Linked DNA regions of Homo sapiens: region 1 is linked to region 2. A link is an interaction called in ENCODE POLR2A ChIA-PET data of the cell type or tissue named here. Cell type or tissue: PC-3. All regions are shown on one strand. Each heading gives the region's core, and the rest is flanking DNA. Links, peaks and the distances in the headings are about the cores only. Region 1 overlaps PUS7 (pseudouridine synthase 7). Region 2 has its middle 21 kb from the start of LINC01004.

Region 1 (8,336 bases), core at 293-8,292, 490 kb after region 2:
ACTGGTGAAGTTTTAAGTACTGATGTAGTATTGCAGCTGTTACCAATTTTTTGGTTGATTCAGGAATCAACCAGAAATTTTTTAAACTGGTATAATGGCTGTCTAGTTATTACCTACAACATGAAACCATGAAGATTCAGGAAGCAATCAGGATTTTTTTTATTAGTATAATAGCAGTCTAGTTATTATCTACAACATGAAACCATGAATAAAAACATTGGAAAGAACAATTTTGATTATTTAGCTTCCTTTCCTGTTATGGAATAGTGTTGGTTTTACATTATAATAAAAAGAATGATCCTTTATTATTTCTTTTAGGCAAAAATTTAGGAAGCAATGATACTTTTATGTTGAGGATGAGGTTGCTTTCAGGCTTTATAAATTTGTCTAAGAGAAACTTCCTCCCTTTCCAAACAACAAAAAATGTTCTGAATTCTATGCTAAGGCAATGATTTATTTCAGGTTGAGTAAGTCCCTAGAGTTAGGTGGTGTGCCCCCTGAGTCTCAAAACAGCTTGAAGAATCCGCCTTGAATCATTATTTATCCACTGGTGTTTATGAAGAGACATGTACAAACTGGTACTAGCTAACACAGCCAAGAAAGTTAACAATAGAGCCGTAAGTATTTCCCAGATGAAGAAAACACAAGTTTAGCTTCACTTTTGTTTTGGAATGCAAATTTATACTGGTTGAGCATCCCAAATCTGAAAATCCAAAATCCAAAACTTGCTCATTGGAGCATTTTGGATTTTTGGATTCCAACCAGTAAGTTGAAGTACAAATCTAAAAAAAAAAATGAAAATCCAAGACACTTCTAGTCCCAGGCATTTTGTGTAAGGGATACTCAACCTGTAAATGCAGAACTGCTGAATGCAATTGCAACAGAAAGACTTAGATCCCTTCATAAATAATTTTCTGTCAGATGAAGGAGAACTCCAGCTATTACTGGAAGGTACAGACAGGACTACTATACATTTAATACATGTTTAGCTTTTGTAAGACAAAATATATATATATATATATATATATATATATTTGAGACAGGGTCTCACTATGTTACCCAGGCTGATCTCAAGCTCCTGGGCTCAGGCAATCCTCCCACCTTGGTCTCCCAAAGTGTACAGGTGTGAGCCACCGTGCCTGACCTAGGACAAAATATTCTTTCAAAACTAGCTAGCAAAAAGGATAATTTACTGGGCTGGGCATGGTGGCTCACGTCTGTAATACCAGCACTTTGGGAGGTAGCAGTGGGCAGATCACTTTAGGCCAGGAGTTTGAGACCAGCCTAGCTAACATGGCGAAACTCCGCATCTACTAAAAATACAAAATTAGCCAGGCCTGGCAGCGGTGCCTGTAATCCCAGCTACTTACGAGGCTGAGGCACAAGAGTCACTTGAACCTGGTAGTGGGAGGTTGCAGAGAGCCAGGATCACGCCACTGCACTCCAGCCTGGGTGACAGAACAACAATGTCTCAAAAAAAAAAAAAAAAAAAAAAAAAAAAAAAATATATATATATATATATATATATATATATAAAATTTACCATGCTATTTCCAATCTTTTTTAAGCCTCAGCAGTGTGGTGGTGATGGATGTCATTAAAACAAAAGGGTTGAAAAACAGTTCCGAATCTCATTTCTACTACCAGATACGAGACAAATGTCATTCACATTCCCATGGTGCAATGCTCCTGGTACGGTAGCTCTTTTCCATTCCTTTCTTTTCTACTCCATAAAGCACATTGGAAGGTGAGTGAGTGATTCCAATAACCTGGAGTCCAGTCCAACACAGTCAATTATTCGTAGCATTTGACTCAGATTATCCTCATACTTCACAGCTGATCACAACACATTTTGGTGTCACCACCATTTCTGATGAGGATCCCACATTCATTTAGTTCCTTACCTTTAGTCAAGGTCAAGATTCTTATCTGCACTCATTTTGATATATTTATTTGATTTATTTACATAACCAGTAGAAAGGAGATTTTAAAAATATTTATTACATTTGTTTCTAGAAATCATAGAAAATAAAAATTGATACAATTTTGATATACAACTTTAGAAAGGCATATTTATCCTTTCACACCAGAGAAGTTTATGCAATGCCAGACATGGAAATACCAAAGCCACTGGTGACAAAGGGTAAACGCTACTGATAGAAGAAAGCCTTGTCCATTTTTATAGTTTTCTTCTCTACCATTATTTATTTTTGAGCAAATACCAGTCCAGTGGAAAGAGTTCTGAACATAAAAGGCACCTAGAGTAAAAATTAGACCTTAACTAATAAAACAGCTGTACACGTTTACATCAAGAAAAAAAAACCCGGCCAGCACAGCTCATGCCTGTAATCCCAGGAGTTAGCCTCGGCAACATGGCCAAACCCCCGTCTCTACAAAAAAATACAAAAATCAGCTAGGCGTGGTGGTGCGCGCCTGTACTCCCAGCTACTTAGGAGGCTGAGGTGGGAGAGTCACTGGAGCCTGGGAGGTCGAGGCTGCAGTGCAAGATTGAGAATTGCAGGATTGCACTGCAATCCAGCCTGTGCTACAGAGTGAGATCCTGTCTCGAAAAAAAAAATAAAAAAATAAAATGGGCCTATCAATGCAACGTTCCTGCAAGGCATTGATAATATAAATGCAAAAGCCACCGCAACCAAAAAGTCTATAATGCTTGCCTGAATCTAGTACATAAGCAGGATAATGACAATCACTTTTTGTTTATAAATTTGTAGATGTCTTATTATTTCAGTCAGCATGAGTACTGTATTTATATTTGTGGGTGGCAGCTCTCAAATTATTTATCCATAGTCCAGATTTGTTTTGTTGCATTTGCTCTTAAAATGCATTGTTGTATACTCCATCACAGATGTGTCAAATACTCCTGCTGTCTTTTGAGAATGTAGCAAAACCTAAACCTGCTACTTTAAACCAAAGTCCTTTTTTTATTATTGTAAAGCTGACATTTTACTCTGATTTAAGCACCTGAAGTGTATTTTGACTAATTTATATTCTGAGCTAAAATTAAGAACCTCAGGATTTGTGTACATGTACAAATATTGCAAATTATTTCTTTAAGCTAATAAAAACTTAAAAATACAAATAATTTTTATTACAAAGATTTGAAATCCATATATGAGTCTGAACTAAGACAAAAATGCACAGGGAGCCAGGAAGCAAACACTTGTGTACGTTTTCTAATCTGTGGACAAGGTACTGCTCAGCGAAGCCAGGTTGTATTCAGCTGCGTCTGGTTCTTGATACTGGTATCCATTTTTAGCACTTCTCGAATGGCCATGGTGGCGTAAGTAGAAGGGGGTAGAGAAAAATCCATTTTCAGAGCCCTGTATTTGCCTTCTGCAAGGCAAGAAAGAAAACAGTCAGAAAATGAAGGCAGCTGCAGACAGACCAGCGAGAGTCACATAATCTCTAAGCAAATACAAAGAACTGTGCTGCTTTCCTTAGACTCCACTTCCTAGGGGGCCTTGGAGAATGAGACCATGGAAGTAAGAGATCTGTGAGTGTGAACCTGCTGAATGGTTACAGAAATTCTGCCCAGGAACTTTCACAAAAAGGCAGATGACAGAAGAACACAAAAGAGAAACGCATGTAAAGTTAAAGAAATAATAATAAATTACGGCCTGGGAAAAAACAGAACAAGAATTTGATGATGAGAATGCCAATTTAATTAATTAATTAATTTTTTTTTGAGACAGAGTCTTGTTATGTTGCCCAGACTGGAGTGCAGTGGTGTAATCTCAGCTCACTGCAGCCTCCACCTCCCGGGTTGAAGCGATTCTCCTGCCTCAGCCTCCTGAGTAGCTGGGATTACAGGTGCCCACCACCACGCCCGCCTAATTTTTTTTTTTGTATTTTCAGTAGAGACGGGGTTTTGTCATGTTGGCCAGGCTGGTCTGGAACTCCTGACCTCAAGTGATCCACTTGTCTCGGTCTCCCAAACTGCTGGGATTACAGGTGTGAGCCACCACGCCCAGCCACCAATTTTTTTTTTTTTTTTTTTGAGATGGAGTCTCGTTTTGTCACCCAGGCTGGAGTGCAGTGGCGTGATCTTGGCTCACTACAAGCTCCGCCTTCTGTGTTCACACCATTCTCCTGCCTCAGCCTCTCCAAGTAGCTGGGACTACAGGAACCCGCCACCACACCCGGCTAATTTTTTGTATTTTTAGTAGAGACGGGGTTTCACCGTGGTCTCGATCTCCTGACCTCGTGATCCGCCCGCCTCGGCCTCCCAAAGTGCTGGGATTACAAGCGTGAGCCACCGCACCTGCCCAACCAATTTAATTTTTTAGACTCTTCCTGAATTTTCACTCACCTTTGGTAAGTCTCTGTGGGGGATGGGGAGAAATACTCCATCACCTAATATCACAACCATCTATAACATGCACTTATTTTCAGGAGGATTTACTGGTTTTAATCACTAACTTTCAGCCATAATTGTGAAAGTAAGGTCATAAAACACAACAATGAAATCATGGGTGGTGGTAGTGCTTGTAAGAGCAGTTTTCAAAAAAAAATTATGTTTTTGTTTAACAAAACATTTCAAAGTCAACACAGAGCTGATGACTGAGTAAACTTACCAGAAGCAAAAACTGGTGGTGTCTTCCCTTCTAGGTTGTCCACATCTGTGTTGAAAAGTGGAATTTTGGGATCATCATATGCAACGACTTCCCTTCAAAACATATGAATAAAGATAAGTGTGAATGTGAACTTTCATAAAAGGTACTAAGCCACTCATCATCATTTATTTAGCAAGAAAAACAAGTAAGTTTACTGTAAATAATTATAGTTAGGAATCTTGAATAATATAGCAGGGCCAGATTTTATACCTAAGTTTTGCTTATATATATAATTTTTTTTTTTTTTTGAGATGGAGTCTCAACTCTGTCACCTAGGCTGGAGTGCAGTGGTGTGATCTTGGCTCACTGCAACCTCTGCCTCCTGGGTTCAATCAATTCTCCTGCCTCAGTCTCACAAGTAGCTGGGACTATAGGTGTCTGCCACCATGCCTGGCTAATTTTTGTATTTTTAGTAGAGATGGGGTTTCACTATGTTGGCCAGGGAGGTCTCAAACTCCTGACCTCAGGTGATCCACCCGCCACAGTCTCCCCAACTGCTGGGATTATAACGTGAGCCACTGTGCCTGAATATAATAGGCTCAATCCAATTATATTCTATTAGTTATTTAAAAATGCACAACTGGGGCCAGGCATGGTGGCTCATGCCTCTAATCCCAACACTTTGGGCGGCCGAGGTGGGATGACTAAGCCCAGGAGTTCAAGACCAGCGTGGGTAACATGGTGAAACCCCATTTCTTCACATTAATAATTAAAATTTTAAAAATGTACAACTGACAAATCTTTTTTTCTTAGACGGAGTCTCGCTCTGTCGCCCAGGCTGGAGTGTAGTGGCGTGATCTTGGCTCACTGCAAGCTCCGCCTCCCGGGTTCACACCATTCTCCTGCCTCAGCCTCCCGAGTAGCTGGGACTACAGGCGCCCGCCACCATGCCCGGCTAATTTTTTGTATTTTTAGTAGAGATGGCGTTTCACCGTGTTAGCCAGGATGGTCTCGATCTCCTGAGCTCGTGATCTGCCCGCCTCGGCCTCCCAAAGTGCTGGGATTACAGGCGTGAGCCACCGTGCCCAGCCGACAATTCTTTTTAAATGAAGTTGAGAGTCAGTAAACTTCACTTTGCACAGCTGTGATCAAATTACTTACGGCATTTACATTTTCTCCAGACTGGGTGCCACAACCAACAACAGCTTGTTACTGAGAAGGAACAGTTCTCTGGAGTGGGGAAGACAAAGTCCAACCATGTGGACCTCTTGCCTATACTCCAGAGAGGAGGAGGTAAGAGAGATGGAGAAGAGAAGGAAATAGGGAATAAAATAATTTCCTGGAAATAGGCAACTAGTTCAGGATTTCATTTTAAAATTATCAAATAAAGCTTTAGATAATACTGAGTATTAAAATTTGTTTTTGAGGCCGGGCGCGGTGGCTCACGCCTGTAATCCCAGCACTTTGGGAGGCCGAGGCGGGCGGATCACGAGGTCAGGAGATCGAGACCATCCTGGCTAACAAGGTGAAACCCCGTCTCTACTAAAAATACAAAAAATTAGCCGGACGTGGTAGCGGGCGCCTGTAGTCCCAGCTACTCGGGAGGCTGAGGCAGGAGAATGGCGCGAACCCGGGAGGCGGAGCTTGCAGTGAGCCGAGATCGCGCCACTGCACTCCAGCCTGGGCGACAGAGCGAGACTCCGTCTCAAAAAAAAAAAAAAAAAAAAAAATTTGTTTTTGAGACAGGGTTTCGTTTTGTCACCCAGGCTGGAGGGCAGTGGCGTGATCACAGCTTACTGCAGCCTCGACCTTCCAGGCTCAAGCAATCCTCCCACATTGGCCTCCCAAACAGCTGGGACTACAGATGTGCACCATCACACCAGGCTAATTTTTGTAATTTTTTGTAGAGATGGTCTTGCTATGTTGCGGAGGCAGGTCTCAAGCTCCTAGGCTCAAGTGATCCTCCCACCTTGGGCTTCCAATAAAGTATTTTTAAACGAACTAACATAAGTATATTTTCCTCTCTAGAAACATGATATTAAAACAACCAGAGCGGTGTTTGGAACTCACAGCTAATTCTAAGTAAGGTAATTTGCTCAGAGATAGCTCTGTAAGCAAATCTAAGTTTTTAGAAATAGGAAAAAAGTTCACTCTACACATTTCTTCAATAATTCAGTGATGCCAATAAAATGTAAATGAACTCACTTCCCATAACTGTTTATATTCAAAACAGCTTCTTTATTTCTTTTCTTTTTTTAGAGACAGGGTCTCACTATATTGCCCAGGCTTGTCTCAAACTCCTGACCTCAAGCAATCCTCCCGCTTCAGCCTCTGGAGTCTCCGGGCTTACTTATGAGACACTGTGCCCGGCTTAGCTTCATTTACTTCTTGATGATTTGAAAAATACAAAGTAGTAGCAGTAGTGGTAACAATAGTAGTAATAACAATAATAACTAACACTTATGAAACACTTAGATGCTAGGTTGTAAGCACTGAAAAAGTACAGTCATGCACTGCTTAACAAGAGGGACATGTTCTAACCCTTGTCAGGCATTTCATCACCGTGTAAACATCACAGAATGTACTTACACAAACACAGATGGTATAGCCTACTACACGCCTTGGTTACAGACTATAGCCTATTGCTCCTAGGCTACAAACCTATACAGCATGTTACTGTACTGAATACTGGAGGCTGCTGTAACACAATGGTTTAAGTACTTGTGCATCTAAACATAGAAAAGGCACAGGCTGGATGTGGTGGCTCATGCCCGTAATCCCAATACTTTGGGAGGCCGAGGTGGGAGGATTGCTTGAGCAGAGGAGCTTGAGGCTGCAGGAAGCCATGATTATGCCACTGCATTCCAGCCTGGGTGACAGAAAGAACCTGCCTCTATTAAGAAAAAAAAAGAAAAGAAAGAAAAGAAAAAGATAGAAAAGGAAAAGAAAAAGAAAAGGAAAAGAAAAGAAGATAAAAGAGAAAAAAGAAAAGAAAAAAGGTAAGGCCAGGTGTGGTGGCTCGTGCCTGTAATCCCAGCGCTTTGGGAGGCCGGGGCAGGAGGATCACCTGAAGTCAGGAGTTTGACACCAGCCTGGCCAATATGGTGAAACCCTGCCTCTACTAAAAATACAAAAATTATCCAGGTGTGGTGGCAGGTGCCTGTAATCCTAGCTACTCTGGAAGCTGAGACAGGAGAATCGCTTGAACCTGGGAGGCAGAAGTTGCAGTGAGCCGAGATCATGCTATTGTGCTCCAGCCTGGGTGACTAGTGAAACTCCGTCTCAAAAAAAAACCAAAAAAAAAACAAAAGGTAAGTAAAAATATGGTGTTATAATCTTATGATACCACCATCATATAAGCAATCTGTCACTGACTGAAAATTCTTGTGCAGTACATGACTCTATATAAAGTGAAGCAAAAGCTTACAACTTATATGGTAATTCAGTTCTATCTCATTCTAGATGATTACTCACCAGCTAACATTCTGAGGACGAATAATGATCTTTCGGTAGGCCCCTGACAAGGAATAATCTCGAATTTTGTGTCTCATGTTGTCAATATCAAGATTGTCAGCTGTGAGCATTTCCCTGTAGGCTTCTTGAACTAATATAAAATACAAAAAGTTAGTTGAAATGCAGCTTGTCAGTCAAGTTATCCTGAACTAGATTATAAAGAGAGTAACAATGTAAGTTCAGTTAGACTGCCCTAATAAAATTAGTCACCTTAATTTATAATCCAAAATCTGTTCCCTGGAATCAAAA
Region 2 (8,336 bases), core at 155-8,154:
GTTTTTTTTTTTCTTTTTTTTTTTTGAGACGGAGTCTCACGTCACCCAGGCTGGAGTGTAATGGTGCGATCTCAGCTCACTGCAACCTCTGCCTTCTGGGTTCAAGTGATTCTTCTGCCTCAGCCTCCCGAGTAGCTGGGAGTACAAGCGCCTGCCACCATGCCCAGCTAATTATTTTTTATTTTTAGTAGAGATAGGGTTTCACCATTTTGGCCAGGCTGGTCTTGAACTCCTGACCTCCGGTGATCTGCCCACCTCAGCCAGCCCCTGAAAGTGCTGGGATTATAGGCGTGAACCACCGCACCCGGCCAGAGATGACCAGTTTTCTGATGAATGGTGTCCAAAGGCTAGGCCCAGACCCAAGGCCTGTAGGGAGGCAGTATAGCTGAGATCTGCACAGTCCCTTCGACAAACATACCATGTGTGGGATAGATGAAGGGGCAAAGGAACCTTGAGAACCCTTGGCCAGTGATTAAGAGTATTTACCTGGCATCAGAAAGATCTAGTCTAGGTTCAACTTAAAGCTGTGCTATTTACTCTTTGCGTGACCTTGAGCAAGTCAACCTCTCCCAGCCTCAGTTTCTCCAAGTGTTGTGGTCATAATTAAATGAATTTAAGTACTGATGTACTTAAGACAGTTCCTGAGACAGACTGAGCTCTTAACTGCCATTAATTACTGCTATCGATGTGAATATTCGAGCAGCACCAGCTGATGGGAAGGAGGAGGATCCAGGATTGGGTGGGTGGGTGACAGCAAGCAGGGAACTAACCTGGCTGGCTAGACTGGCCTGGGAAAGGTAACCAGGTGGGCTGAGTAGATAAGGCAAGCTGGGATCTGGTTCAGTTGATTATCAGTATCTTCAGGGAGCAAAGTAAGCAGCTGGAATGACTGTGAGAGAGTGGGGATAGTAGACCAAAGTCAGGAAGGAGTCATGGCTCTTGAGCAATTGACTTAATCCAAGCAGAGCCCCAGCCAGTAGGGACTGAGGAAGGTTGGAGAGGAAAGTATATTGGCAAAGAGGAAGACAGGGTGATTGAATCCCAGCTGACAGGCGGAGTCCAGTCCTAATAAGGGAAACTGAGGCACAAGGGCATCCTAATGAACTAGGTCACTGCAAAGTGGACTGTCCAATAGAGGAAGGAAGGGGAGAAAAGGCTGTGATGAGGTAAACCTTGAACTCTCAGAGCTCTGTTGTAGCCCAGGAGATAATTACCAGCCTGCTAGGCCTGGCAGGGTCGGTGGGGCTGAGCCTTCCGAAGTTCTTTCTAGAGCAGTCATGGTCACCAGTGACTCGAGCCAGTTTACTCCCCTCTTGCACCCAGCCACTCAATCAGAGTGCAAACTGCCCGATGCCAGACCACAGCTCCTAGCAATGTGATAATCTGGTGCCCAGGAATGTGAGAATGGTCAGTGCACAGGAATCTGAGGCAGAGAGGATATATGGTGACCACTCCTCAACAGTGGCAAGAGCCTGTACTTGGAAGAAAAGGATTTTTCTTATCTTCCTAGGACAAACCTGTACTTTGTTACTAGAAGAGAGCTCCTGGGTTTGCCCGAGCTGTCTGCTCAGGTTTTTTTTCTTTTTGGAAACAGTTTCGTTCTTGTTGCCCAGGCTGGAGTGCAATATGGCAAGATCTTGGCTCATCACAACCTCCACCTCCTGGGTTCAAGTGATTCTCCTGCCTCAGCCTCCTGAGTAGCTGGGATTACAGGTGCCTGCCACCACGCCCAGTTAATTTTTTGTATTTTTAGTAGAGATGGGGTTTCACCATGTTGGCCAGGATGGTCTCGATCTCCTGACCTCGTGATCCGCCCCCCTCAGCCTCCCAGAGTGCTGGGATTACAGGTGTGAGCCACTATGCCTGGCCTTGTCTGCTCAGTTTTATAACGATCGCTGAAGCAAAATGAAATGGAAAGGTTGGAGAGTAAGAGTAAATAAAATGACTTGGCCTGCACATTTTGTGGAATTTCCCCAAATAGTTTACCAAATATGAAATGCTTCGGGCTCAAATGGGATTTTTTTGTTTGTTTCTTTCTTTTAATTTAGAAGCAACCCTGAATATTTGACCCCTGGTATAAATTGTGTTACCAGAAGCCTAGAAATTTGTATTTCAAATTTCCTGTCATTTTTTTTTCTTTTTTTACACATTTGTTTGTAGTCATTCACTACTCATTTAAGGAAAAAAAAAATCACTATCTGGGATGGATAGCAGTTTTTCTAAATTTCATAGTAATTTTTTTACCTGTTCATAAGATTTTGATTTACTTTAACATCTCTTTGGGGCATAGTTCAAAATATCTACTGCTCCCTTACAAATCACTACATGATTTTGGCTTCAGCTTTGTTTGAATTTATTGAGCTTTTCTGTTTATGTTGCCTGCAAGCCAACTGTCTACATAAAGCACTCTTCCACTTCAGTTTTGTGCCACAGGACTTCATCTACCCAAGTCTGAAACAAGTTCCCAGAGGAATTAGCTTTATCTCCTTACTAATAAAATTTTTTTTTTTTTTTTTTTTTTTGAGATGGAGTCTTGCTATGTCACCAGGCTGGAGTGCAGTGGTGCGATCTCGGCTCAGTGCAACCTCCACCTCCTGGGTTCAAGCGATTCTCCTGTCTCAGCCTCCTGAGCAGCTGGTATTACAGGCACGCACCACCACTCCCGGCTAATTATTTTTTATTTTAGTAGAGATGGGGTTTCACCATTTTAGCCAGGCTGGTCTCAAACTCCTGACCTCCAGTAATCTGCCCACTTTAGCCTCCCAAAGTGCTGGGATTACAGGCATGAGCCAGCATGCACAGCAAGCAATGACCATTTCTTTTTATTTTTTTTCTAATAGAAAGTTTCAAAGAAATCTCTGGAGCCGGGAATGGTGTTGTGTGCCTGTAGTCCCAGCTACTCAAGAGGCTGAGGTGGGAGAATCACTTGAGCTCAGGAGTTTGAGGTTGCAGCGATTGCACCACTGTACTCCAGCCTGGGTCACAGAGCAAGTCAAAAAAAAAAAAAGTCTCTGGTTTGAAAAATGGAAATGGGAGAAGCTGACTTTCATCTTTATAGATTAAAACCTTTCAGTGCAGGTTATAGACTTTGGGTTTTTGAGGTTTGTTTGTTTTTTTTTTTTTTTTTTTTAGTTGATGGTCATCATCCAATAATTTTAAAAAAACCTGTCATGCTTCTTACAGTATAAACTATATTTATTATATCTTACAGTATAAACTATGTCTGTTTTATTATATCCATATTATTTTCTAACTCCTGGCACAAAAATTTCAATTTAGGCACAAGATCTGAGAAGATGGTTTAGGGACAAAGGGGTAAAGATGATTCCTTTGTGGATTTCATCAAAGCATGTTTCAAAAGTATTGTGCTATTGGGCTGTTATTTATCTGTTTTTGAGGCGGAGTCACTCTGTTGCCCAGGCTGGAGTGCAGGGGCCTGACCTGGGCTCACTGCAGCCTCCACCTCCCAGGTTCAAGCGATTCTCCTGCCTCAGCCTCCCAAGTAGCCGGGATTACAGGCACGCACCACCACATCTGGCTAATTTTTGTATTTTTAGTAGAGACAGGGTTTCACTTTGTTGGCCAGGCTGGTCTCAAACTCTTGACATCAGGTGATCCGCCCGCCTTGGCCTCCCAAAGTGTTGGGATTACAGGCGTAAGCCACTGTGCCTGGCCAGGCTGTTATTTTTGGAAGCATGATAGTTATATAGGCCTAAAGTTGTATGTAAGTAAGTAGAATATGTATTTTAATTTAGCGGTTAACAGATTTAATTTCATTACCTATTAATGGAATGTAGAATGTTCTCAATAGTTATTTTGGCTTCAAGTTGGCTTTCTGCCTTCATGATCTCTGCTAGATTTAACTGGCCTAAAACCAGCTAGAAAAGACTACATTACAGTTCTAATTTATTGGTTTCAAATCCGAGCTTTTATAAAGGTCTATTTTATGGACAAATAATGTCCATCAAAATAAACTATTTAAAGCCTGGTAAACTTTTTTTTTTTGAGATAAGGTCTCATTCTGTCACACAGGCTGGAGTACAAATGCTGCCATCACTGTTCACTGCAGCCTTGACTCCCTGAGCTCAAGCGATCCTCCCACCTCAACGTCCCACGTAGCTAGGACTATAGGTATGCCACCATGCCCAGCTAATTTTTGTATTTTTTGTAGAGACCCAGGTCTCACTATGTTGCCCAGGCTGGTCTTGAACTCCTGGGCTCAAGTGATCCCCCTGCTTAGGCCTCCCAAAGTGCTGGGATTACAGGCCTGAGCCACTGCACCTGACCTAAACATCTTGCTCTCAGCATTTTTATTAGTCTGCCTTTAGACTTCATCATTATAAAGAGATTCCCTTTTGATTTCTGTTAGAAACAGCTTAGTTAGGAAGTAAATATTGGTAGATTCATTCTTGGTTACCAAATTCTATTTGCAGATGATTGAAAAGTAAGAATTTTTATTTTTTTTAGACGAAATCTCGCTCTGTTGCCCAGGCTGGAGTGCAGTGGTGCGATCTTGGCTCACTGCAACCTCTGCCTCCCAGGTTCAAGCCATTCTCCTGCTTCAGCCTCCCAAGTAGCTGGGATTATGGGTGTGTACCACCACACCCAGCTAATTTTTCTATTTTTAGTAGAAACGGGGTTTTGCCATGTTGTCCATGCTGGTCTTGAACTCCTGAGCTCAAAGCGATCCACCCACCTTGGCCTCCCAAAGTGCTGGGACTACAGGCGCAAGCCACCATGCCTGGACTAGAGTTTTTTGTTTTTTGTTTTTTAATTGAAGAGTAGATGTAAATTGTTTGCCTAGACTGTTTAAAAACATGTTTAAAATGGTACTTCCAGACCAATGATGAGAATGTGTCCTGAAACAGGTATTATTACTGATTTAATTCTGTGCTCCTGAAGTTTATTTTAAAAATAGCATATTGTAAAGGAGATAATCCTAGATTGTGTGGGTATAGTGTGTGCATTTCTATATGTACATAGCAGTCATAAAGTAATATTCTGGGCACCACAAATCTAAAAAACGTCCAAGTCATGGAATCATAGTAGAGATGTCAAAGGGAGGGAAAGGGTGAGAAAAGGGTGAACTGAAAAAACCTGATAGTATTATTTCTTCCTGCTCAGGGTTAATAATATAGTAAAAAGAGATTTTTATTACATACAACTAGAAAGGACCAATTAGAGTGTGGAAAGTGTTCCTTTGCATAGTCAAATGATAGGCAGGGGAATATAATTTCACCAGAAATTACTATAGCGAGTTTCAATAAAGGACTGCAGAACAATAAGGCCTTGTTAATCCCATACTGGTCTGTTCAAATAGTGTGTAATTCAAAGCAATTGCTGCTCCCTAGGCAGGAATTTACAATTGCTACATGTGAAGGGAGGATAATGTGTCATTCCAAGGGGAAATCAGGTTCTGGAAAGGGCCTCCTGGCTGCAGAACTGTATGTGTCCCCAAACAGCTCCACAGCAGGCCAAGTTAAACAAAATAAGTAGAGAACCACCCTGTGAAATGAGTCTGCTTCGAATTGATCTGTATTTGCCTTGCTCTCTCCTGCCTTTTTGGTGGATGACAAAATGTCCCCAAACCAAGGATCAAGAGGGGAAGGCAGAGAAACTCAGACCTGAATAAGCTATCACTTAGAAATTGACTGCCTCCACCAGTGCACGGTGGCTCACGCCTGTAATCCCAGCACTTTGGGAGGCCAATGCAGGCAGATCACTTGAGCTCAGGAGGTAGAGACAGCCTGGGCAACATGGTGAAACCCCATTTCTAAAAAAAATGCAAAAATTAGCTGGGCCTGCTGGCACATGTCTGTAGTCCCAACTACTTGAGGAGTGCTGAGACAGGAGAATTGTTTGAGCCCAGGAGGTTGAGGCTGCAGTGAGCCATGTTCATACCACTGCACTTCAGCCTGAGTGACAAAGTGAGACCCTGTCTTAAAAAAAAAAAAAAAAAAAAAGGCAAGAAAAAGAAAAAGACAGAAAAAAGAAAGTGACTCCTCCCACCCTACTCCCCTACTTGGCAAGGGCATACAACTTCATTCAAGTGAACTGCAGCCTACATGTACGGACTGTATGTATATTTAATTGATAATAGTGATGCATACAGAGCACCATCCCTGGGCATAGAAACACTGGACAAGAGTCAAACATGAGTCAACTGTAAGAGGAGGCTTGAATCGTAATACATTTTGAACAATTATGGTCAATAATCCTTCAGAGAACAACCCTTCAGTTCTACGTTGTCATTTTTGTGGAATTAAATGTGAACAGCTTAAAATTCCATACTGTTTTAAAACTCAGCTTTGAATTCCAATGACTGACTAATCCATGCTCCCAGGGACACCAAGCTATGTCAGTCCTCCAACAACATATTGTGAGGCCACGCTGAGCTGCTAATTCCTGTGGACTAGCTAATTAGGTAAAAAATTAAATTAAAAACGAAAAGCCCAGGCATGGTGGCTCATGCCTGTAATCCTAGCAGTTTGGGAGGCTTAGGCAGGAGGATTGCTTGAGCCTAGGAGTTTGAGACCAGCCTGAGCAACAAAGTGAGCCCCTGTCTATACAAAAAAATAAAAAATTTAAAAAAAAATTAGCATGGTGGCACACACCTGTGGTCTGAGCTACATGGGAGGCTGAGGCAGGAGTATTGCCTGAGCCTAGGAATTGAGGCTGCAGTGAGCTGTGTTTGTGCCACTGCACTCCAGCCTGGACAACAGAGGAGAGGAGAGGAGGAGAGGGGAGGGGAGGGGAGAGGAGGGGAGAAGAGGGGAGGGGAGGGGAGAGGAGAGGGGAGGGGAGGGGAGGGGAGAAGAGGGGAGGGGAGGGGAGAGGAGAGGAGAGGGAAAACTCTAGAGGTAAAATCATTATGCAGAACCCACTGGTGTGCTGTTTTTGACACGAGGACTGCCTATTAGGTGCTCAGGAAATAAATAAGAATCTTAGATGAGACATCCCAGCAGATTAGGATCCAAAAGATCTGTCTGGAATTCTGAGATGCCATAACACGTAGTAACATGCACACAGCATTAAAAGGCTGTTGTGGCAGAGGCATTTATTGTATTGCTCACCAAATATCCATAGGCTTCCCCATCTGTCCCAGTCCATCTGTAGTTTGTTCTGTCCAACCACTGAGACAGAGGTGATATGTGTCCCTTCCAGGCTGAAGTATAGGACACATGTGAATTCTCTATGCATTCTCTCCCTCTACGGCCAAGATGGTGATGGCCCAAGGCTCCAGTAATATAGCTGCAAGTGCCAGAGCCTCTATCAACCAGGGTGCTTAAGCAGAATTCCCATCTCCACTTCCCATTCCACCACCAACCTGTATGTGTCATTTAATGAAAACACGAAATAAACTTTTACTGTGTTAAGCCAAGACTCCAGAGCTAATTTGTTACTGCAGCACTGTCTATGCTAGTACAGCTGATTTTCTAGATCTTTTTGTAAAAAGGGAAACTCCATCTGGAGAAAGGATGATGACCAATCCAAGTCACACAGCCCTTAAATGAGCCACCAGGTTACCTTTGCATCACGTGTCCCAAATGTGTTTCCACTCCCTCAGTTGTCGCTGTTCCTTCAGGGAGTGGTGATGTGGGGAAAAGCCCTGGTTGGTTGGGGGTTGGTATCTGACAGTCCCTTTCTGATTTCTCTTTATTCACCAACCTCCTCTTGGGATTTCAGGCTTGCTAAACATATGGTACAAATCAGTAAAATTATTCATTGTGGTTTTCATTTGAGTGAGCCAGTTTCCGCTCCTAAGAAATGTCTTAACAAAACAGGAAGTTTTTCTTGGATCTAGAAATGGAACTTTGCCTTCTGACATTAGCTTTTACCAACTTCTACAAATCTCTGTTTTCCTACTTCCCTGTCAGAGGGTGGGGCACATAGAAGAGAAAATCTGGATTCATGTAGTAGAGTTAGGGCTGACTGAGTTGGGGAGTGGGTGGAGTGTAAAATGGCAGCTTGACCAGGCTGGGCCATAGCCACTCATCTGACCACTTTATCTCTCACCTCTTCCCCCACTTTGGCCTTGGGAAGGAGGCATCAAGGAGAGTGTGAAGGACCAAGGAATGCTAGGGATAGTTGGTGGCCACTTCTCGACAGTAACCCTTTACCTAATGTATCCCAGCTGATATTTCTCAAAACATGTTGCTATGCCTCACTCATTAGGTTCCACTCCATGGGGACAGGGAGCATGTGTGTCTTGTTCTCAATACCTGACACATAGTGGGCATTCAAGAGTACTTGAAGGAATACAGGGAGGAATAATTGATTTTCATAACTATCTTAGGGATTAGAAAAATCAAATGTAGGCCGGGCGCGGTGGCTCA

Evidence for each region. Peaks named below come from ENCODE experiments on the same cell type or tissue, not always from the same donor. Only the 100,000 strongest peaks of a DNase experiment are listed, where the experiment ranks them.
Region 1: POLR2A ChIA-PET joins it to region 2 with 10 read pairs; 2 of 35 experiments call an interaction of 5 or more read pairs at or near these places.

The regions. Positions count from the first base shown.
Region 1 is chr7:105,454,573-105,462,908 of GRCh38, forward strand. It overlaps PUS7 (pseudouridine synthase 7), which reads right to left. Exons shown (of 16, transcript NM_019042.5): 14 at 8,049-8,178; 15 at 4,596-4,687; 16 at 1,931-3,354. The coding sequence ends at 3,218. Among named protein-coding and RNA genes, the nearest start is that of PUS7, 64 kb to the right of the region's middle. In PC-3, for the core only: no CTCF peak of the experiment used is centred there; no DNase peak of the experiment used is centred there.
Region 2 is chr7:104,966,451-104,974,786 of GRCh38, forward strand. No RefSeq gene overlaps it. Among named protein-coding and RNA genes, the nearest start is that of LINC01004, 21 kb to the right of the region's middle. In PC-3, for the core only: no CTCF peak of the experiment used is centred there; no DNase peak of the experiment used is centred there; H3K27ac peaks cover 1,732 bases.